Regions from separate parts of the Mus musculus genome. Here region 1 is linked to region 2. Evidence: chromatin loops called from intact Hi-C (ENCODE). Cell type or tissue: heart. All regions are shown on one strand. Region 1 overlaps Rfx8 (regulatory factor X 8). Region 2 has its middle 16 kb from the start of Gm35600.

Region 1 (5,000 bases), 150 kb after region 2:
ATAACGCTGACCAGTCACTCCCCCCCTTCTTTGCAAGGATCCTTGTGTATACAGAATTGGGTTGTTTTAGGATGTTATTTGATCACTGGTAAATGTATGGCCTGATTGTTAAGCTTCCTCTTCCTCGTCCTTTCTCCTCCTCTTTCTCTACCTCCTTCTTGTTGTCTTTCTCCTCCTCTTTCTCTACCTCCTTCTTGTTGTCTGGATAGTAAGACCAAAGAGTTTGATGAAGACAAAAGATCTACTTTAATGGAGGAGATAATTCAGGGGAAGGCGTTGCTAGCAAGCTTGAGGACCTGAGTTCAGGTCCCCGGCATCCCTGGGAGAAGCTGGGTGTGGTCATGCAAATCTGTGATCTCAGCACTAAGGAGACAGAGACAGGCACATCCAGGGTCTTAACAGCCTCCAGCCAACTGGTGAGCTTTTTGTCATTAAATACTATGTGTGACATCCCGCTTTGTGAAACCCTCCACGGTGGCAGGCATCAGGACTGTTTCCTGGCATTGCTGTTGGGACCAAGCCTGTGCCAGGGCAAAGCAAGTGAGGATCTTCTATCAGGCGTGAACCTGAAGAGTGACAAGGGAGAGTCACAAGGTGTCTGATCACACACACAGACCAAGCTCTTCGCAAAGCGGCTTCTCCTTATCTTCCAGCAGCAATCCTGGGGATGCTGCCGTGTTTTCCCAAACACTGAACCGTTTAGACCTTTTCTTCCAACTCAGTCCTTGAGGCTGACGTGTCCAGCCCTGACGGCCATTCTGTGCTTCTGAAGCGTGGTTGGATCTTCCAACACGTCCGCTGCTTTAATATAGGGAGCAATTACTTTCGTCGCCGAGCCTCGGTCACGGCTGCTCCTGATTGCCTTCCTGCAGACCCATTTTAGTTTGTGGGCTTCAGTTTGTGGATGCCGCCTAGGCCTCTCCTCTCCGGTGTGTGCGGGCACAGGCTTGCTTTCTCCTTTGCTCCATTCATTTGTTTTCCGTTTGTTTTTATTTTCTTTGGGGCTTTTATCCTTCCGGTCATTCTCTCTGTTTCAATTTAAATGTGTCACCAACAAGAATAAATACTCCCCCCGCCCCCAAAACACACACATACAAGTCAAATTAATCTAGGTCTCCCAAGACTGGCTTATAAACTGTAAATACTCTAACATAAGTAGATAAAAACCAAAGAGGGAAACTGCATTTAAGGTCCCTTTTATCTCTGTGTCCTACAGGGTGACTCAGAAAGGTTTTCTGACCCACTGGGAGTTCCCAGCTGTTACCCTGCAGCCCAAACAGTTGTCATTTTGACACTCAGTGTTTTAGGAAATGTCATCAAAGGCTCTGATGAGCCCTAGGTAGCCTGGCACAGCAGCCTTTTCTTAGCTGCCCACTTGCGGGCCTCCTCGGAGGGAAGAAGGTAACTTCCACCGGGTCCAATCTTTGCTAAGGTTGTGGAGATTTTTCTTTCTCCAGAATGGTGTCATTAGAGGTTGTTCACTTCTAGCAGAAAATTCTCTTTCCCCTTCTTTTTAAGATCTAGGGTCCAGGAATATATAGCTCAGTGGTAGAGCTCTTGCTTAGCCATGTGGAACCCCCTTGTCCAGTCTCTGCACTGAACAACAGGAAAAAGTTCTTGTCAGGAGGCTGTTTCACGCTGCAGAGCATTCCAAAGGAAAGCAAGGAGACCTCAGTGTCTGACCCCTCCGTTTATTTTGAATTCTTTGTCTTAATGTTTCCCTTAGAATCCACTCAAGAGATGCCAAGGTTCTAACATTAAGTTTGGCTGGCAAGTTGCCTAGAGAATAGGCCAGTGGAAGGGACCGATTGTTGGGAATGTATCCTGTGTGCCAAAGCTGCTCTAAACGGGGAAGGGAAAGGAAGGGGAAAGGATATGACCACAAACCATGTTTACAAGAAAAACAACAAAATATCCAATTCTCACTTCCTCCCTCCTCCCCCGGGGACTGAGTTGATTCCGAAGGAGTTCCTGCACAGATGATTCAGGATCGGCGTGCTCTGTGTGGTGCTCATTCTGGCCGCAAACCGTATCTTCCACAGATTGGGGAGTTTCCGGAGGTTGGCTTCCTCTGCTAAAATAACGTCAACGACTGTGTCTCTGATTAGAATCAGATTGCGTCTCCTTTGTGAGCAGTGTGGAAATCGAAAAGTGTTAAGAAGGGAAAAAAATAAAGACTGGCTGAGGCCCCACCCCCAAAGGTGTACTTGCTCCCATGGTCCATTTGTACACGTGTGCACACACACTAGTGTGAACAGCAAGCAGGAGCTGGGAGGAAGCACAGCCTTCATATCCTGCCCTTGTCCCTGTGTCCTGCCATCTGTCTCCTTCTGTCCTGACAAGCTGGTGAGCAAGCAGCAGGCCTCCCTGGAAGCCCTGGGTGAGGCGAACGTCTCTTGTCCTCCTAATCCACTCAACCATAGCAGCTTGCTTCTTGAAACCCCAGCCTCTTAGAGTATACAAATTCTTTGTTTTGTTTGCTTTGCTTTGTTAGGGCTGTGCAAGACACCTGTCTATCCTGGAACTTGCCTTGTAGACCAGGCTAGCCCTGAACTCACAGAGATCTGCCTGCCTCTGCCTCTCAAGTTCTGGGATTAACCACACTCGACGAGTGGCCAGACTCAACACAGCTTTCAAGTGGTGTGGTCTCCCCTTCTCCTCCAGCACTGTGGCATGCCACAAAGCAGGTGTAGAGGCTCGTTTCCTGCCTCTCCTTCCGACTGTGCTGCCAGCTGTTGATTGAACCTTCCTGGGAGGAAGGAAGAAGAAAGGAAAATGAGAGAGGCTTTACTCTATACGAGCCAGTTGGACCCTTTGGTGTGGTGGGCTCTTTGGTACCCGCCTTGGGCACTTTCCAGTACGTGTTCCTTGGCTTGGTAGTCGGTGTTCTGGAGGAGCCTGCTGGCATCTGCCTGCTTTCTGCATGTTCAAGAACAACACAGGGCAAGCCCATCTTTCTCCTGCCCTGCTGACTGCAGAAAGTGCGTGATGATTCTTGGCCTGAACAGACTGTGGATGGTGCTCACAGTGGCCTTTCTGTTCAGCTACTGAGGCCCTCCTCGTCCTACCCACATGAATTCTGGGTTGTCAGAAGATGGCAACTGCAGTAGCCTCCCAGAAAACACTTTGAGTGACTGGACTAACCTTCCCACACTCCCTCACAGCCAGGAAGGGGGCCTCTGTGCAAGAAGCCATTCACACGTCCTCATCTTTGCTTCACTGCAGATGCCCACAGATGCAAGCCCCTTGAATGTGTTGTCAGGCAGTTTGTTCTTCCATCCATCCATCCATCCATCCATCCATCCATCCATCCATCCGTTCGTCCATCCATCTGCCACCTATCCATCTGCCCATCTATCTGTCTATTGTCCATCCATCCATCCATCCTTCTGTCCTATCCCTCCATTTGATCATCCATCCATCCATCTATCCATCTGTCTGTCTGTCCATCCATTCTTTCATCCATCTGTCATCTCTTTGCTCCATCCTGTTGTGTAGATACTGCAAGGGTAAGTAGATTAAAGATGGACTCATGGATGGATGGAGGCCTGATGGGTAGGCAGACAGGTAGCTGGATAGATGGATAGATGATAGGTGCATAGGTAGACAGACAGACAGACAGATATGGACAAGAGAAAGATGAGAAGTCAGATAAGGGGAAGCCCGTCTCACTTCTCTCAAATGCTGCTCCTGGGAGCTCATACAAAGGGAGGCTGCGGCACACAGCCAAGCAGGAGCTGGGCGGAACAGCTCTGCAGAGGAACAACAGAAGTCATTGGCAGGCCTGTGGCTTTCCCTGCCCCGGCTTCTAAACTGTCCCTACATGCAGGGTTTCCCCTTCCAGCAGGTGTGAGCCTAGATACCCTACCTGTAGTTAATCCCTGGATATGGCCACCGGGATAGAGTCCGGTTGAAAACTGGAACACGAGTAGTGTCCCTGAATATAAAACACATCAAGGTAACTCAGCCGGGCGGGAGATGAGAATCGGAATCCAAGTGACTGTTATTCTACAGTTGAGTACCATCCACTCACTAAACCCTCTGAAATGAGAAGACCCATGGTCAACTCTGAAAGTAGCTATGATACCAGAGAAAGAGGAAAACAGCAGAAGAGCAACAGCAGCCATAGGCTAGACCCGGCAACCACAAGCTAGACCCAGCAGCCACAGGCTAGACCCAACAGCTGTCAATAATCCAATTTCCAGAGAGTCTTCGTGATGCCAGTCAGCAATGTAGCATTGAAGAGAGCAGAAAGCAAGACCAAACGGAGTTCGTTGCCAGCAATTCAGTCTGGAGAGCCTGACTGTTGGGACAGTACGCAGAGGCTCTCAACCTCCCGACACTGCGACCCTTTAATACAGTTCCTCGTGCTGTGGTGACCCCAACCATAACATTATTTTCAATGATACTTCACAACTGTAATTTTGCTACTGTTATGAATCGTAATACAAATATCTGTGTTTCCTCATAGTCTTAGGCGACCCTGTGAAAGGTTTGACCTCCCCCACAGAGGTTGAGACCCCCAGGCTGAGAACTGCTGCCTTAGAGTTTTGGTACTGGGAACCTAAGCCAGGACATTACCTGCCCCAGATGGGACACCAGGATTTCATTCTGTGACTTTGCCCATCTGGTGTGTTCTAATTTCCTTTGTATGTATCCCTTTTGGAACCAGCTTGGATCATTTGTATGGCTCCTCAGTAAGTGTAGATGAAGTGAGTTTGTTTTCAGTTTTCAAACTGCATCTTTAAATCTGTCTCATTCCCACAGCTTGTGCGCTTGGTTTTCCCTGACCTGGGCACCCGGAGGCTGGGCACACGAGGAAGTGCCAGGTAGGGTTTTAATGTTTGTTTTGTGTTAAATGAAGAAAATGACAATGCAGGGAAATCACAATAATCAATAAAATGTGTGACACAGAGTAAGCTGTACTCGGCAGCTCTCACCAAAGGGTGCTGTGGCTGAGACTACCCCCCCCCGACCCCCAATCATCTGGAGACTCCAGG
Region 2 (5,000 bases):
GAAAAGATTTCCTACTGAAAACATAGGGACTTAAAAAAAAGCCTGTGAAGTGAAATTTTTCTCTGAGCTCTTAGAAACTCAAAAGTGACTGTCCCTGCAGGTTTGTGCCAAGAGTCCAGGACAGTCCAACCCTGACAAATCTCTCACTAGAATGGAACATTTGCAAACTAAAGAAGAAAAACAACATGTATAGTCTTCTCTCACAATTTCCACCAAATCCCAACCTCTCTTTCCAAGTGAATTAGAAAAAGAATTTTCCTTTGCTAATTTCCTTACTTATTGGTGAAATAATATGAGTGTCCCATAGAAGCCAGGGTGATACAGGCTCAACAACCACAAAGGGATCGAGACCCACAGGTTGAGAAACACTGCTCAAAGGTCTTTTCTCCTTAAGGACAAATACCAAAGAGGCGAATTTTAATGAAATGAAGAAAATTTTACAGCTTTTAGGAAATACGAGAGTACACATCAAAAATAAGAGCGCTCATGTTTTAAAACTGTCAATGAGCTCAGCGGTCTGTAAACTCCAAAGGGAATTTTAATCGGATATTTAGCGGAAGTTGGCAAACCGACTCCAAATGCATCGGGGAAGATAGAAGTATGAAGAACCGACAGAAATACTGAAAAAGCGAGGATAAAGAGAGGAGAATTGCTCTGCCAGATTGTGAAACAAACCGCCAGACTACCACAGAGCGGGGTGATTGCCGCGCGGGAGAGATTCTCAGAGAAGCTCCATCTACACCCTGGGATTTATTTCGTCACCCAAGTGGCGTTTCAAATTAGTGTGAGAAGTGGTAGGACATTTGCTGTCCACTGGGAAAACACAGATCACTGCCTTGCATCACAGGAAAGGCAATTGATTTCAGGTCTAATTAGAGAAAGTTCCAAATAGAGACTGCTGAACTCGGGATAAGCAGGGTTGCTGGCTGGGAACCAGATTTCCCGTTCAATGCCCCAGGCCGGCTGTGAGTGGGAGCGCTAACCCCTAGGGACCTCCCTGCCTTGGTGTGAGAACCTGCAGGAAGACTGAAGTGTTCTGAGGTGTGTTTTTTAGTCCGTATGCTCCTTCCAAGTCCTGTTTCATCAGCTTGGAGATGCCCAAGGCCCCCAAAACCAGATCCTCCTGCGATTTAATGCTATTTCTGAGCTGGTACTGGTGCCAGAGAGCAGATGGGGAGGTCAGAGGACAACTTCAGGGAGCTGGTTTTGTCTTTCCACAGTGTGGGGCTTGAGCTCAGGCTCAGTTCACCATGTTTAGCAGCCGTGGACTTTAGGGAGTGATGTGTATTCCATTCGAACCTGTGCTGCCCAAAAGACCTTTTCACGACATCGGAATTATTCCCTGTCTTCACTGTCCAGTTCAGTAACCACAGGTGTGGGAGTGTTAACACTTAAACTGGGCCTGGCACGACAGGAGCCAAATGTGCCACATGTGACTGCCAACGGATGTCTGTGAGGCCATCAGCCTCAGCCCCTGGGCCAGGGCCAGGTAGGACCTCGTGGAAGTCCCACAGTGTAGAGCTGGACTAGAACCAGGGCAGTCTTCAGAGAAGCTAGTCTAGCTTCTTACTGATTCCAGACCCAGCTACAAACTTAGTAGCTTAAAACAGTTCCAAAGAATTATCTCACACTTCCGGAATTCAGGAGGCCAAATTGATCTTAATGTAGGAGGAGGAAATTGAAGCATTCACGAGGCTGGCTCCTTGGGGACTTAGGTTCAGAGGCAGAGGTGAGCAAGAGGGATGGTATTTTGTACAACCTGCGCACTATCTTCCTGACACTAGAGAGGTAGTGACTGTCTTTTGAGTTGTAAAGTTCTACAAACAGAGCAAAGTTTAAAGAAGATTAGCCTGGCCGGGCTGTGTGTGAGTAGGTGGAGATGGGGGAGGGGTGCTGGAGAGCAGGGAAACTAGTGAATAAACAGAAGCATGGGATGTTTTGTTTCAGAGGGAACAGGCAAAGAAAGTGTCTGGCAGAAAACACCTTGTCAAGCAGAGAATGTCCTCAAAACATCACCAATGGTGCTAAACAAAACATGACCACAGTGGCTTAAATCGTTTCAGAAAGAAACATAATTTCTGATTTTATTGGTTTATGTACTCGAGGAATTTGTGTAATTGAAGGGTCTGTCCAATGACTTTATTAATGCCTAGCTCTGTTACCCAGGAGTGCATGTTTCTCTGAAATACACTGCATACGGGAGACACTGAAACCTTTCCACTTGCATCAGGTCATTTTCTAAGCTCAGCCAATGACTCTATCTGAAGGAGTATGGTGGCCCAGGTATTTGAATGAACACAGATAAGATGTAAGGCTCAGGGGCCATCCTTCCAACAGCCTGGGTTTTTAGCACAGGAAGTTGTGTTGTTTATCATCTGCCCTTCACCTTGAAGAGAAAGAGAGAAACAAGCCCGGCTCTTACTTACCAGATGGCCCTCTCTCTGTGGCTTGGGTGCCATCTGGAATTGGTTTTGATAAATCCAAACACTAGAGCTACATTATCTTTCTAGCTAAATATATCAGGTAGTTCATTAGCCTGGCAACCTCTGCCTTGCTTTCACTAGCTAAACAAGATAGGACTGGAGACGGAGTGTGGGTTTTGTTCACCAGGAAGCCACTGAAGAGAAATCACTCTGCCTTCAGTGACCTCTAGAATGATTTCAAAGATCCAGAGGCCAGCTGAGTCCCTGAAGGGGTGTAGACACTGCCCTGGGGACCTGTGGATAGCGGCATCTGGCAGGATGCGGGCGGGGCTTGGCTGTGTTTCTGATCCTGGGTTATTACTCAAAGCACTCCAGTCTCCGGACACCTAAAGACTAAAGGCAGCCAGAAACTTTCCTCCTTCTCTTTAGAGGATTCTCATCTTTGCATTTGTGCACATACATAAAAAGGTAAAAGTAAAATCATTTTCCAAGCTTGGAACAAAACCCCAGGCCTGCCTCACCCAGCCTTTCCACGGCTCGCTTTCAAATGTGTTCCCAGCTCCGCTGCTTCTTTGGATTTTTTTCTTGTCTCCCTATTTTGGTTGTGTGTGTGTGTGTGTGTGTGTGTGTGTGTGTGTGTGTGTACATTCAGGTCCATGTGTATGTGTGTGTGTGTGTACACATTCAGGTCCGCGCGTGTGTGTGTATGTGTGTGTGTGTGTGTGTGTGTGTGTGTGTGTGTGTGTACATTCAGGTCCATGTGTATGTGTGTGTGTGTGTGTACACATTCAGGTCCGTGTGTGTGTGTGTGTGTGTGTGTGTGTGTGTGTGTGTGTGTGTGTGCACATTCAGGTCCATGTGTACACTTATGTGTGGTATGTGGTGTGAGTATGTGTGTGTCTATGTGTGTGTGTATAGGGCAGAGGTAATTGAAAGGCCCCTTCCGTTTTATCTCGCACTTTGACTTTGGAGAGAATATGGAAGAGAGCCTTGCTCACTGAGCAGGAAGCTCAGCCATTCGGACAGCCTGGCCGGCCAGTGAGCTCTAGAGATCCATCTGTCTTTTTCTGCGCCTCCTGTGGCACAGACCAAAGAGTCCAGCTCCTCCCTGGGTGCTACTAAGGCTCTGACCTGCTTAGTAGAGAGCACTTTCCCAACTCAGCCATCTCCCTGGCCCTGCATCTCCATTCTTTTTAAAACAAATGTTAAAGTTTGTATATGTGCACACAGACAGCCTGGTCTCCAGTCGAGCAAAGGTCTGGAACCCCGGGGACCTGTGAGTGGTGATTTCCATCAACATGGGACAGAAGGTGTTAGATTATGTCTCCTGGACCCCTGGTTCCTGTTGAAGTTACTACCCCCACAGCCCCCGCAAGAGAGGTGTGTGACTATCAGTCACATAGATAAAGCCCCAAGCTTCTGGCATTCTGGCTAGACTCCACCCCCACAGTTATCTGACTATAGCCAAGTATGCTCCTCCCCACAGTTACCTGGTAGCCCAGCCCACTATAAAAGGGGCTGCTTGGCCCCTCCTCGCTCTCTCTAAGCTCTTACTTTGCTTACTATCATCTCTAGTCTTCCTTCTCTCTCTCTCTCTGTCTCTCTCTTCCCCCCCTCTCTCCACGTGGCATGGCCAGTCTCTCTCCCTCTTTTTACCTTCTCTCTTTCTCCCTGCCTTTCTACAATAAGGCTCTAAAACCATAGACTGTCTCTGCTGATCAAGGCCCACTGTGCTTGAACGATGAGATAGGCTTTCCCCTAAAGACCTACATCTAACTTCTCCCCAGAAGGCCTTCCTGCACTCCAGCCACAGACCAAACCAAGGACTTTTATCTGCTTGGGAACCACCCAGCACCACCTCTCTCCCTGCCCTCTCTTCCCTTCAGCCCCGGGGCTGACTGAGCCGTCCCTGGGGCCCCCATTTTGTTCTCAGCTCTTCTGCGGTGTCCAGCGGCATCTGGGATCCCCGAGACTGAGAACCTGTTATCTCTAGCTTCCATGAGGCCTAGAGACCTAGAACTTGTCCACCCCCTTGGACTGGGTCCTGAGCTTCCCACAGCCAGACACCTACCCGGGGCCTCGTGGAAAGCCTATGGCAGTCCTCCTTCGTCCACCAGCCCAGAGCACGGGAACTCTGGCAGGACACAGGTTTTCTCCCACTCCCTTTATTCCCCCATGCCCAGCGCCCAACATAGGGGTGTTTTGCCTGAATGTATGTCTGTGTACCACATGTGTACAGTGCCCATAGAGGGCAGAAGATGCCTTGGAACTGGAGTTAGAGATGGTTGTGACCCACCATGTGGGTGCTGGGAATTGGATGCAGTAACTTTAAAGACTGAGCCTTGTCTCTAGCCTGCATGTGTCCAGACTTTTTAAAAACATACTTTTGGTACATATCTTTATGTTTCCATTTTACGTCGCCATTTGTTCAGAAGGAGAGAATCTGCTCTCACAGGTCACAGGCTCCCTCTCAGTGTGGTCCTCTCCATCACTCAACAGCAACAGTGAAGGTTTCCATGTCTATGGAAATGGTCCTTAATGCTCAGCTCTTCCCTGGGCCGTAGTTACTGCCTTTTC

Evidence for each region. A loop is a pair of places that touch in the nucleus more often than their neighbours do. Peaks named below come from ENCODE experiments on the same cell type or tissue, not always from the same donor. Only the 100,000 strongest peaks of a DNase experiment are listed, where the experiment ranks them.
Region 1: a loop joins it to region 2, with 4 times the contacts of the local background. A loop is called at or near these places in 3 of 42 quality-filtered maps.

Annotation. Positions count from the first base shown.
Region 1 is chr1:39,711,207-39,716,206 of GRCm38, reverse strand. It overlaps Rfx8 (regulatory factor X 8), which reads left to right. Exons shown (of 15, transcript NM_001145660.1): 3 at 4,768-4,829. Among named protein-coding and RNA genes, the nearest start is that of Rfx8, 7.3 kb to the left of the region's middle. In heart, no CTCF peak of the experiment used is centred here; DNase peaks (open chromatin) are centred at 1,886 and 3,746; H3K27ac peaks cover 2,775 bases.
Region 2 is chr1:39,865,840-39,870,839 of GRCm38, reverse strand. No RefSeq gene overlaps it. Among named protein-coding and RNA genes, the nearest start is that of Gm35600, 16 kb to the right of the region's middle. In heart, no CTCF peak of the experiment used is centred here; DNase peaks (open chromatin) are centred at 839, 1,589 and 2,709; H3K27ac peaks cover 3,003 bases.